2 separate regions of the Homo sapiens genome follow, and region 1 is linked to region 2. A link is an interaction called in ENCODE POLR2A ChIA-PET data of the cell type or tissue named here. Cell type or tissue: MCF 10A. All regions are shown on one strand. Links, peaks and the distances in the headings refer to the core of each region. The heading gives the core; the rest is flanking DNA. Region 1 has its middle 1.7 kb from the start of KRT6A. Region 2 has its middle 25 kb from the start of SMIM41-AS1.

Region 1 (2,809 bases), core at 6-2,505, 350 kb after region 2:
TGATAATTGTCCCCTCCTTCTTCTTCATCAGACACTCCCTGTGTGCCCCCTTCCCACACAGGTTTTCTACTCCACTTGCACCAGCCTCACCCTCTGAGTGGGATCCTTCCTGAGGGCGTATGGGCATTTGCCCGATGGCCTGAGCAAGAAGTAGCCTGTTGTGTTTTTTCCACTGCATTTGGACCAGTTCTTCTGGAGCTCCTGGCTGTCCTCCCTTGTGTCCTGGACATAGGAACGGGGTCTGCTTTGGGGATCTAACCCTCCTTTGTCAGGCAAGAGGGACAGAGGAGTTGAGTCTTTACACTGTAGGAGCAACATTTGTTCTGTGTACTGTGTGATCACCTGCCCACATGCCGTTTACCTAAAATGAAGGGAGCAGACATTGCCCAGGGTGCTCAGAGACCTGACTTCTGCCAGGAGTTTCTTTCCATATCTGCACCTCTCTCTCCAGTGCTTGCTTTCCTATTGAGCTTAGTCTCATGTAAATCTGCCTTTCCAGTTGAAATTTATAGACACCTTCTCCCTGCTGTTTTGGAGCATTTACATAGAGCTTAATTTAAACAACGGAAAATGAGTGATATAAAAATCATTAAGGAATTCACTGGATTTTTATTCCCACAGATTTTGACATTTCTTAAGAATCAAGAGTCAGACAGTTTAATTGGGTGTGTAGGGAAAGTCAAGGGGCATATGGAAGCTGTGAATCATAAAATTGTGCCCTTACAAGTGTGATGATGTAACATGTCAATTCCACATTTTAATTTCTGATCTCAGTGCTTGAAATCTCAAATCCATATACACCTTCTGGGAGGGTGGGCAGGCTGACAAAGGTGAGTGTGCTTGGTTTACAGAGGAATGAGCTTCACTTCTCCAGTCCATGCATTAAGCACTGTGCATGAGGAGAATGGAGAGCAATCCTGGGCAATATTGTTCTGTGAGAACCTATGGATAAATGAGCAACCGCAGGAGGAAGAACAAACTCCCATGCTAAGAAGAGCCTCAGGAAAGCTCTTGTTACTATTTTAAAAGCAGTCCCATTTCTCCAACATTTGGAGGGGGGGACACAGCATCCAGGAGAACAGGGTGTTCCCTGTCTAAAGGAGGTGCTAACTCAGCGTCTGGCAAGAACGAGATACCTTCTCAAGACAACGGAAGCAGCTCCCCTCCCTCCACCCTGGTTGCACAATGGTTGACCAAGAATGTGCTTCCACCCAGTTCTGGGAAAGAAGTGTTCCTTCTGGTATGTGCTCCGACCCACTCTACTCTCTTGGGATAGAGGCTTTAGGCTTGGCATGAATGATGCTAGGATGGGTAAGAAGGGTTGGCAATTCAGGTGGGAGCTATATGCATTTACCCAGTGTCCTATGTCTGTGTCAATGTCCAATGTCCACGGCTGCTTTCACACTACAAAGACAGAGCTGAGTAGTTACAACAGAGATTGTATGCCCTGCAAAGCCTAAAATAGTCACTATTTGTCCCTTTAAAGAAAACATTTGCCAACCCCTGGTTAAGAGCATGGACTTTGGAGACAGAGGGCTCAGGTTCATGACCAAGCACCTGGGTGTCCCTCTGCACTTTCTTAAACCCTTTGTGCCTTGTTTTTACACCTGTAAACTGGGAGTGAACATAGCACCGGCCTCAAAGTGCTATTGTGAGGCTTCAGTGAGATAATTAATTGAAGGTCTTAGCAAGGCATCTGGCATATAATTTCTCACCGAAGGTAAGCTAATATTATCATAGGAAAGTATGAAGACATTTTGTATGTAGAGGCCCACAAGAAGCGTCAAGAACAGGGACACAAGTGCAGGGTATGTGTGTGGGGGAGGAGGGTGGTTCAGAGACCGGTAAGAGAAATGAAACCAACATTGCAGGCTTGTGCCACATTAGTAAGGACTTAGGAAGCCATGTATAGAGGTTTGCCCTGCTCCCAGATGCCACACAGAGCCGCAGAAGGCAGAAGAGCAACAGGATCAGAAGAGCAATTTGCAAGCTTGCAGCCACTCTGCTGAGCAGCAGCATGGGGCAGACAGAGCTCCGCCCAGTGGGGGAGGCAGCATGTTGTCTGAGTGATTGGAAGGAAAGGTGGTTGGAGAGAGGATCCAACCTCTGAGTTCTTGGCAGGAGCCCAGAAGACTGCTCTCCCTCTTATGGAGTCAGGTTCCCCTGCCCATCCTCTGCTGGGTCTCAGGCTGTTCTCTGGGGTACACACACAGGGGCAGCTGCTATTAACCAGCAGTGCCAACTGCATCAGTTCCTTTTTCACTAATGAGTTCCTGTCTTTTTAAGTGTGGGGGTGAACTCATCCCTGAATAAAATATGTAATGTAATTCATTTAGTCTATCAGAGGATGGTTTAACTTCAACATCTTATTCAATCTAGGCTTGGTGTGTGCATCAGACAGCACCAGCAATATAAAGTGCCATGTTTAATTTCCTGACACCAGTGTATCTCCTTTTGCTAAATTTATATGACATTCTCTTATATATCTACTAAGAGGTTTTTTAAAAAAATTCCCATTCCCAGCTGCCAGGCATGCTCTGGGAACCAAGTCCAGTGACCCCATAGAGTGAGGTCAGCTGGGAGGACTCATGAGAGGTGATGAAGGGCTTCTAAGACAGTGGAGGGGGAGTTAGAGAGGAGGGAATCCTGCTGCTGCCGGAAGATCTATTTCTGATTCCACTTCTTCCCAGGCCCCACCACCACTAAAAGGGGAAGTTTGCACCTGGCTCATTTGCCATTGATTGTCTATGTCTTTCTTTGTCCTGGTGTGGGAGGTGCCTGTTGTTCCTGGCCTGCTTTCAGACAGCTG
Region 2 (2,809 bases), core at 187-2,686:
TTGCATGTGCCTTGGTTCCAATCTACCTGTGTGACCTCAGTAGATGACTTAACCTCTCTGACCTTCAGTCTCCTCCTCAGTTGTCCTTATTATAGGGATAATATAGGGAATGGCATAGTCTAGAGCATACAGTAAAGTGTTGGGTACAGTAATGATAATATCTGGTGTATTTGGTGCATTTGGTGTCTGGACTGGTGGAAGAGGCTGGAGGTCTGTGTAGCAGGTGTTTGGGGAGTAAGGGGGCTGGGAGACAGTGGATAGGGTAGGCTCAGTGTCAGCCCTGCTTGCTTGAAGGGCTGCCAAGAGGGGACCCTTAGAGGTTAAGGAGATTGGGACCAGGGAATGAGGGAGACTTGTTTTTGAAGGCCTCTAAGATTCTGGCCTAAACAGTGTGGCCTCAGGGCCTGGGGCATGGTGTTTAGAGAGGGAAGAGTTGCTCCCCATCCCTCCTCCTCAGCATCCGGTCACAGACAACTGAGGCTTTGAGGGCTGAGGACTGAGCTGGCCATGGGTGGAGGATGGGTGCTCTCCAGAGCAGAGTTCTCATGCCACGGAGGCAGCGGTGTCTTCGCAGGGAAGCAGAGCACAGCCAGTGCAGGCTTGCTCCTGCTTATAGGGCAGTATTCCTGGGGCCCCGAAATTAACTGGAGGACTTTCTGAGGGACTACCTGAGGCCCTGCAGCACGCAGCTGAGGGCCAGGAGCCTCTCTGACTTGGGCATTGATGTCAAAGTGACCCCATGTTCACTCAGGCTGGTGACCTCCTTAGCAAAGTGCCTAGCACATAGTAAGTGCTCAATTAATGGGAGTTGATAGAACCTGTGTCCTCAGTGTGTGTCCTCAGGAGGGCTCTGCAGGGCACTGAGGCCCGGTGGAGAGAGGGTGGGCGGGTAATGACAAGCACAAGGGCAGGAAGGGACCTTAGCAGAGGCTTATCTGCACTAAGCCCATTTTGAGAAGAGAAGACTTGCACGAGCATGGGGCAGAGGCCAGACAGGGGGACAGTGGGCCATAAGGAATCTCCCCGCTTCCCTGCCATGTCCCTTGACTAGCCAGAGCTTCAGACGTGAGTGTCCCCCTCCTGCTGGCCTCCACCAGGAAGCTGCTCAGGTCCCTCAGACCCAACATGTCTGAGATGAGCTCTTCAGCCGCCTTCCCAGCCCCTTGGTCTCCCCAGCCAGCCAGTCCCAGAAACCTGAGAGTCGCATGAGATCCTTTCTTCATCTCCAGCCCCTGGCCCCTCCATCACTGAGCCCGAGGCAACATCTACACTTTGGCCACGCTGCCTGCCTCTGGCCACTGTGTTTTTGCTAGCGTGGTGCCAGGCCTGACCTCCTCTCTTCTCTTCCCCTGGGTCATGCCCTCTAATTTGGGCCTGGGTGCTCAGTAAGTTCTAGAAGCAGTGGGTGGCCAGGGGGTCTGGGGCACGGAGGACTCTTTTTTTCTGGTCTGGGTCCTGGGTTGGGTCCTTGTCCCCTATGTGTCCCACACCTGTCAGCTGGGGGCGCTCCTGCCCCACAGAACCCCAGCATCCTGGCTCCAAGTGGGGGTGGGGAGCCTCTGGAGCCTCTCCCGGCAGCTGGGCCTGCTTGGCCTGCCCGGCAGGTCTGGGTGTGGGTGGAGAAGGCCAGGAGAGGGGTTGGGGAGGAGCACGTCTGTGTGTGGGTACAGGCCTCGGGGTGTGGGGGTACAGGAGCTGGGTGGGTGTGTACATGCAGCTTAGCTGTGTGTGTGTGTGTGTGTGTGTGTGTGTGTGTGTGTGTGTGTGTGGTGTGGGCAGAGTTCATGGTGTGGGTTCTGTGGAGCCTGGGGACCTCACGGTAGGATTCCTTGGACATAGGTGAAAGGCTGGGCCTGGCCTCGTTTGCCCTCCAGCTCCTTCCCCAGGGCTCCCCACCTCATCACCCACTGGAGGCAGATCTTCAGCAGGCTCCTTTGGAGGGCGAGCTTTGAGGTGTAATCCCCACTCTTCACCTTGGTTCATCCCTAAAACGGTTGTAGCCTCAGTGTCCTTGTAAGTACAATGGGGAGAAGGACACCAATGTTGCAGGACTGTTGAAGGGACAGTGGGAAGCACCTAGGGCCTGGCCTCCACACAGTAGCAGGAGGGATGGAGGTGTCACAGCTGTGCCAGGCAGCAAGAGCTGCGCCCAGAGAGGCTGTGCCCTCAGGAAGCTGGAGGGCTGGAGGGTGGCAGAGGCCCACCACAAAGCTGTGGGGTAGGGGCGGGGAAAGGGCCATCAGACCACAGAGCACAGTGGTCCGGGCTCAGAGAGGGGACGCTCCCCTTGTAGGAAAGACAAGATTTCACCAGGGAGTGCACTCCAGGCCATGGGCGGCCTAGCAAAACCAGGGAGGTGGAAGATGTGGGACCTCCTGACAGCAATAGCGGTCTGGTGTGGTGAGGATCTGTGGGGGTCAGGCTGCTGGGTGGGATGGCTGAGTGTTGGGGCCTTGACCGTTAGTGAAGAGCCCGTAGTGGAGGGCGGGGCCCAGGCAGGGAGACCAGCTGGGGTGGGGCTAGGGGCCCGAGTGGTCAGCAGGCAAGAGGGGCCGGGGCCTGGGCCTGGATGGCAGCTGGAGGGGAGAGGTTCACTGGGAGGAGAATCTCCTTTTCCTCTTGGACTGCATCGTAGGGAATCGAGGTTAGATGACTAGAAGAACTTCCTGGCGCAGATCTGGGGAAGCCCTGGCCCAGAGGCCTGGCCTTTACCCATCCCTGGATCCTCTGCCTCTCCCCAGCTCCCACTGTCCTCAGACACCCCTTGCCCCTGTCTGGGATTCTGGGGGTGAGCCCCGGCCTGGCCGAG

Evidence for each region. ChIA-PET counts read pairs that join two places held together with the same protein. Peaks named below come from ENCODE experiments on the same cell type or tissue, not always from the same donor. Only the 100,000 strongest peaks of a DNase experiment are listed, where the experiment ranks them.
Region 1: POLR2A ChIA-PET joins it to region 2 with 13 read pairs; 3 of 35 experiments call an interaction of 5 or more read pairs at or near these places.

What each region holds. Positions count from the first base shown.
Region 1 is chr12:52,493,547-52,496,355 of GRCh38, forward strand. No RefSeq gene overlaps it. Among named protein-coding and RNA genes, the nearest start is that of KRT6A, 1.7 kb to the left of the region's middle. In MCF 10A, for the core only: no CTCF peak of the experiment used is centred there; DNase peaks (open chromatin) are centred at 1,155 and 2,085.
Region 2 is chr12:52,142,191-52,144,999 of GRCh38, forward strand. No RefSeq gene overlaps it. Among named protein-coding and RNA genes, the nearest start is that of SMIM41-AS1, 25 kb to the left of the region's middle. RefSeq lists an enhancer at 1,813-2,630. In MCF 10A, for the core only: a CTCF peak has its summit at 1,491 (motif pointing right); a DNase peak (open chromatin) is centred at 1,541.